2 separate regions of the Mus musculus genome follow, and region 1 is linked to region 2. A link is a loop called in an ENCODE intact Hi-C map of the cell type or tissue named here. Cell type or tissue: left cerebral cortex. All regions are shown on one strand. Links, peaks and the distances in the headings refer to the core of each region. The heading gives the core; the rest is flanking DNA. Region 1 overlaps Gm36210 (predicted gene, 36210). Region 2 overlaps Shisa7 (shisa family member 7).

The links. Hi-C counts contacts between places; a loop is a spot of excess contacts. Peaks named below come from ENCODE experiments on the same cell type or tissue, not always from the same donor. Only the 100,000 strongest peaks of a DNase experiment are listed, where the experiment ranks them.
Region 1: a loop joins it to region 2, with 2.4 times the contacts of the local background. A loop is called at or near these places in 4 of 42 quality-filtered maps.

The regions. Positions count from the first base shown.
Region 1 is chr7:4,900,042-4,902,953 of GRCm38, reverse strand. The region is part of intron 1 of Gm36210 (predicted gene, 36210); the gene reads left to right. Among named protein-coding and RNA genes, the nearest start is that of Gm36210, 6.2 kb to the left of the region's middle. In left cerebral cortex, for the core only: a CTCF peak has its summit at 1,551 (motif pointing right); a DNase peak (open chromatin) is centred at 2,521.
Region 2 is chr7:4,839,804-4,842,715 of GRCm38, reverse strand. All of the region lies in intron 1 of Shisa7 (shisa family member 7), which reads left to right. It overlaps Gm36127 (a long non-coding RNA gene), which reads right to left. Exons shown (of 2, transcript XR_881804.2): 1 at 720-2,912. Among named protein-coding and RNA genes, the nearest start is that of Shisa7, 3.4 kb to the left of the region's middle. In left cerebral cortex, for the core only: a CTCF peak has its summit at 1,579 (motif pointing left); DNase peaks (open chromatin) are centred at 482 and 822; H3K4me3 peaks cover 882 bases; H3K27ac peaks cover 1,026 bases.

The DNA.
Region 1 (2,912 bases), core at 122-2,621, 60 kb before region 2:
AGAAATCTGAGTTGAAATGATGTTTTAACATATCAACATTTATTAACAATGTATTCCAATATCAAACCTCAAGTTGAAATAATACTAAGCAGAAACTCTTTTGCACCAACCTTGGAGCAGCGTGAATGCAGTACAGATTTCATCTTCATTGTATAAATGCAAGCAAGGTGGTACCAGCCTGTAATTATAGCGCCCAGCGGGTGGGGGCACAAAGATGGGGAGCTCAAAAATAAAAGATCTGGGAGAGCCCAAGTGCCATTGAGTTCACTGAACTCGTTTTCTCTCGCTAAAAACAAAGGGTTCGTGTGTTCCAGGCAGGCCTCAAACACAATTGTATGACAAAGAATGACCTTGAACTCCTGATCCAACTGCTTCGACCTCCTGGAATTACGGGTGTACTTCATGTCAGCTCAATGAGCCAAGAGGATCGGGAACTCAAGGTCCTCCTCTGCTACACAAGGACTTCACGTCTAACCTGGGCTATACACAAGACACTATCTCAAAACAAACAGAAAATGGCAAATCTTGCTGTTATGTAAAATATATGATGAGTACACTACACGGTTGCTGTCTTCAGACACACCAGAAGAGGGCATGGGATGGGATCCTATTACAGATGGTTGTGAGCCATCATGTGGTTGCTGGGGATTGAACTCAGGACCTCTGGAAGAGCAGTCAGTGCTCTTAACCTCTGAGGCATCTCTCCAGTCCCCATGATAAAGTATTTCTATGTCCTGGTACTCACTATGTCAGCCAGATTGGTATCAACCACCCACCAATCTTCCTGCTTCAGCCTCCAAGAGAATTGACATTATATATGTGTAGCTTCGTGCCCAGCTGATTTTGGATTATAATTTAGTATTCTCTCTCTCTCTCTCTCTCTCTGTCTCTCTCTCTCTCTCTCTCTCTCTGTCTCTCTCTCTGTCTCCCTCTCTCTCTGTGTCCCTCTCTTTCTTGTTCTGACTCTGGAATCTTTACTGACATGGAATCTCATATAGTCCAGCTGTCTTCAAATCCAGTATGTGGCCAAGGATGGCATTGAAATCCATTTTCAAGTGCTGGGACTACAGCTGTGTGCTGTTGCACCTGCCATGAACGGCCATTAAGGGATATAAAGCTAGCCTGAGACAACTTGCCTCTAATTCTCCTGCATTCTTGTCGATTATGTGTAGACTTAATCACAGGTTTGGCTTTTCCCACGCTTTAAAATTTCAATTTCAGAAATTAGTATACAAAGTACCTGGTTTCCTTATGGGATTTTCTTTCTTTTTTGTTTTTTGTTTTTGTTTTTGTTTTTTGAGACAGGGTTTCTCTGTGTAGCCCTGGCTGTCCTGGAACTCACTCTGTAGACCAGGCTGGCCTCGAACTCAGAAATCCGCCTGCCTCTGCCTCCTGAGTGCTGGGATTAAAGGCGTGCGCCACCACGCCCGGCTGTCCTTATGGGATTTTCTTACCTTTTCTAAAGATTTATTTATTTTATGTGAATGTTTTTGCCTGCCTGCCTGCCTGTATGCGGGTCTGTGCACCACATGGGTGCAGTGCCCCCAGAGACCAGAAGAGGGCGCCAGGTCCATTGGCACTGGAGCTACAGATGCTTGTAAACCTCCCAGTGCTTGCTGTGAATGGAATCTGGGCCCTCTACAAGAGCAGCCTGTGCTGTTAACCACTGAGCCATCTCTCCAGCCCCACCTCTGGCATTTTCACACACAGTTGGGATACGCTGTGTGCAGTCTGACGTTGATTGCTGTACCATCAGAGAGCTGAGTGCTGGCTGGATTTGGGTACTGTTAATCTGGATCATTACCTGCCTCAGTATTTTGTCAACATCCTTCTCTCCCTGGCCTGTTGATTGGTTTAGTAAAGTGCTGACGGCCAATAGCTGAAGCGGGGTGGGGGTGGGGTGGGGGGACGGGACGGGACGGGACTTCCAGGCAGAGAGAGTGGTCTCTGGGAGAAGACAAGAGATTTGCCAGCGGGTAATCGGATGACTGAGAGATTTAAAGAACTAGCCACGCGGGTGGTGGCTAAGATTCAATTAGATGAGCTAGCTGGGAGGTAGCCCAAGCTAAAGGCCTAAGTTCTTGTAGATATTAATAAGTGTCTGTGCCATTATTTAACCGCTGGCAGGTCCAGAAATTCTCGGATCAACCCAAGGTGGGTGGGATCAACCCAATCTACACACATAGATCCCACCCACCTTGTCTCCCCCCCCCGTCCCCCCCTTTCCCCCTTCGCTACCCTCACTTGCCTTCCGCCCATAGTCTTCCTCTTCCCCCGCTGCATCACAGGCGTTCTACTACCCCCTGCATCTGCGTCTTCCGCCCTTGGAGCTTCATTGCTCCCACCTTGTGCCTTTTCAAGTTTCCTGGTCTCGACCCACGCTCACTCCCACAGAAATATACATATATACAGATTAGCAGCTATGGGACAGCTAGATGGCTCAGCAAGTGAAGGGACTTGCAACCAAGCCTGACTTACTGAGTAAAATACCAGGAACAGGGCTGAAGAGATAGCTCAGTAGTTAAAAATAACTTGCTGCTCTTCCAACGAATCAGAGATCAGTTCTCAGCACACATGCCCGGTGGCTCACAACTGTCTATATCCCTCCTCTGGCCTCCACAGTCATCCAGATACACTCACACAAATACATAGACATTAAAAAAACAAAACAAAACAAAACAAAACAAAAAAAAACAAACCAGAAACTCACATAAAGCTGTCACGTGTGGTGTGGAGAGAGGGGGAGGGAGGAGGTAGAGGGAGCATACACACACACACACACACACACACACACACACAAAATAAGTAAATGTAAAAAAGTTAAGATAATAACAAAAATTAATTTTTAGAAATAAGAGAATTCGGAGAAACACAATTCAGCCCCAGCTGTTTGTGAAATCCATCCACGTGAC
Region 2 (2,912 bases), core at 322-2,821:
TGCAGATTCTGCGCAGCTGGGCCAGAGTGTGATTGCACCTATAGGGCTGCATGACAGAGCTCGGATGAGCGAGGACGCCTGCCTGCCTGCCCGCCAGCCCAGTGCAGGGAGCTGGTATAGAGATGTAATGTTTGTGGTATGCCTTAACATATGAGCCTTGAACACTGATGGTTAAAATATGTACAAATGTTTATATGTCCGTGTGGAGTGATTATGTGTATGTGCGCGCACACACGCACTCACACATATGTTCTCGAAGGGTGTATAGGCGCATCACCAGACTGACACCGAGTGCCCTTGCTTTGAGGCTGCAGTTTAGCTGCTCTGTGGTCTGTGTCAAGTATCAGTGCTGTTGTGAGTCTGAGCAGTCCTGTGTGAGAAAAATAGAGAACTGGTCCCCTTGTCTCCAGTGTCTGCACTGGGTGCTGCATCTGGTTGTCCTCTGTCAACTCACAGCCTTTGAGCAAGGGAGACAGCTGCCTTCCGCCCCATCAGCACAGATGGCTTCATTCTTCCAGCCAGATTGCCATTGTACTTGTCAGTACTCAAAGAATGAAGGGATCTCTATAGCTGCGTCTGCTACCCTCAGAAAACCTGGGTCTCTAGGTGTCTCACCTCCCTTGTCTGTGTGTGGGAGAAAGCCATCTAGACTAGGTTCACAGCCTAGCACAAGTCTGGTCACTGAAGGGCAATAAGACCCCTTAGAGCTTTGTTCTCACCTGAGGGCTGGGTATGTGAGTATCCACTTCCCATAGTTGCTTCACCCTTTTGCAAGATGTAGATGTCTTCCTGAGCATTTACATGCATCACGCTCCGGTCTGAGGGCTGTGGAGAGGCAGCAAAGATGTAGCTCAAATCATCCGCCTCCATGGACATTCTAGTTCTAGTCTAAGCATTGAGAGGCACACAGCAAGGCCGTGTGTGCATCCTGTGACAAACACACAAGAGCTTCAGAAGAAATCTAGCAGGGCAGAACCCCAACAGGTCAGGGGCTGCTTTGTGGCTTGCGGAGATAATAGGAGAGCGGTGCTGAAGGAAGGGGTGGAGGACTGCTTAGCTGAGATCTGCCAAACAAGGCAGCAGCAATTGCTAAGGGAAGAAAGGAGAGAGCTCTTGGGCGTGACCCCAGAAAGGTCTAGAGCAGTGGTTCTCAACCTGTGGCTCTCAAGCCCTTTGTGGGTCGCCTAAGATACCCACAAAGCACAGACATCTTTACAACATTACAGAGAAGAAGAAGGACTGGAAAGATGGCTCAGAGGTTAAGAGCACTGGCTACTCTTCTGAGTTCAACTCCCAGCAACCACATGGAGGTTCACAGCCATTTATAATGAGCTCTGATGCCTCTTCTGGCCTTCAGACATACATACGTATGAACATACATGCATACATACATACATACATACATACATACATACATACATACATATATACATACATCCTTTTTTTAAAAAAATAGCAAAAGAGGGCTGGAGAGATGGCTCAGTGGTTAAGAGCACTGACTGTTCTTCCAGAGGTCTTGAGTTCAATTCCCAGCAACCACATGGTAGCTCTCAACCATCTGTAATGGGATCTGACGCCCTCTTCTGGTGTGTCTGAAGACAGCTACCATGTACTCACATGCATAAAATAAATAATTCGTTTATAAAAAAAACCATCACTTTATTTAAAAAATAGCAAAAGAAATAATTTTACTGTTGGGGGATGGGCCACCACAACATGAGGAACTTTTTAAAGTGTCGAAGCATTGGGAAGGTTGAAAACCATTGGCCTCGAGGAAAAGGAAAGAAGGGGTGGCCATTCAAAGGCATTCCAGGCAGAGCAAAGATTGGCTTAAGTGAGGCAAGAAGCTAAGGCATGGTCTGAACAGGGAAGCTGTGGATGTCATCTGCCCATATTTGTTTGATGTTTTGTTTTGTTTTGTTTTGTTTTGTTTTGTTTTGTTTTAAAGACAGGGCCTCGTGTAGCCAGGATTAAGCTTGCACTGGCTATGTAGCTAAGAATGACTCTAAATTCTTGCCCCTCCTGCCTCTGCCGCCCAAGTGCTACGATATGAAGTGGGAGCCACAGTGCCTGCTTCCATTTGAAAAAGACTTGTAAAGCATGGTTGGATTTGGTGGCCCACACCTTTAAACTCAGTGCTTAGGATGCAGAGGCAGACAGATCTCTGAGTTCAAGCCAAGCTGGACTACAGAATAAGTTCCAGGCCAGCCAAGGCTTCAGAGAGTGAGACAATGTCTCAAAAGTAAAAATTTAAAAATTCTGATAAAACAGAGATAAAATTTACATTTAGCAGTGTTAATGTCTGGCATCTTCCCTATGTTCTGTGATGATCTCTATCTAGGTCCAGAACACTCTTCTATTTTAAATCCATGTGTGCGTGTTGATGTGTGTGTTACTCAGGCTGACTGATTAAAGAAAGAGAGATGGGGCAGGATGAGTTTAGGCTTCTTAGCTGCAGGGGGATCAGCTTTTCAGGGACCAAAGTCTGAAGCACTTGGCAGAACCTCTTTCTTGTTACACAAAGGGCACCTTGAGCAAGTCAGTTTCTGCATGCCAAAACCTCTCACTCATCTAGGTGCTGTTGGGACCATTATCTAAGCTTTCTCAGCCATAAGAGACTTCCAGGTTTGCACGATATGTCTCTGGACTAAGTTGTGCAAAGGCTCTGAGACTCCTTCAAAGAAACAAGTCTAGGATAACAACCACTGACTGTTTGCAAAAGGTTACTTCAGAGCCTGGGTGCCATTGCTCTGAGTTAACGCCAGATACAATGGCTCTGCTAAAATTCTGCTACATTTGTGTGTGTGTGCACATACCTGTGCCATGGTTCACATACAAACCTGAGAAGACAACTTTGGGGAATCAGTTTTCCACCATCTACCATCTGGAACCCAGGGAATCCAGTAGAGCAA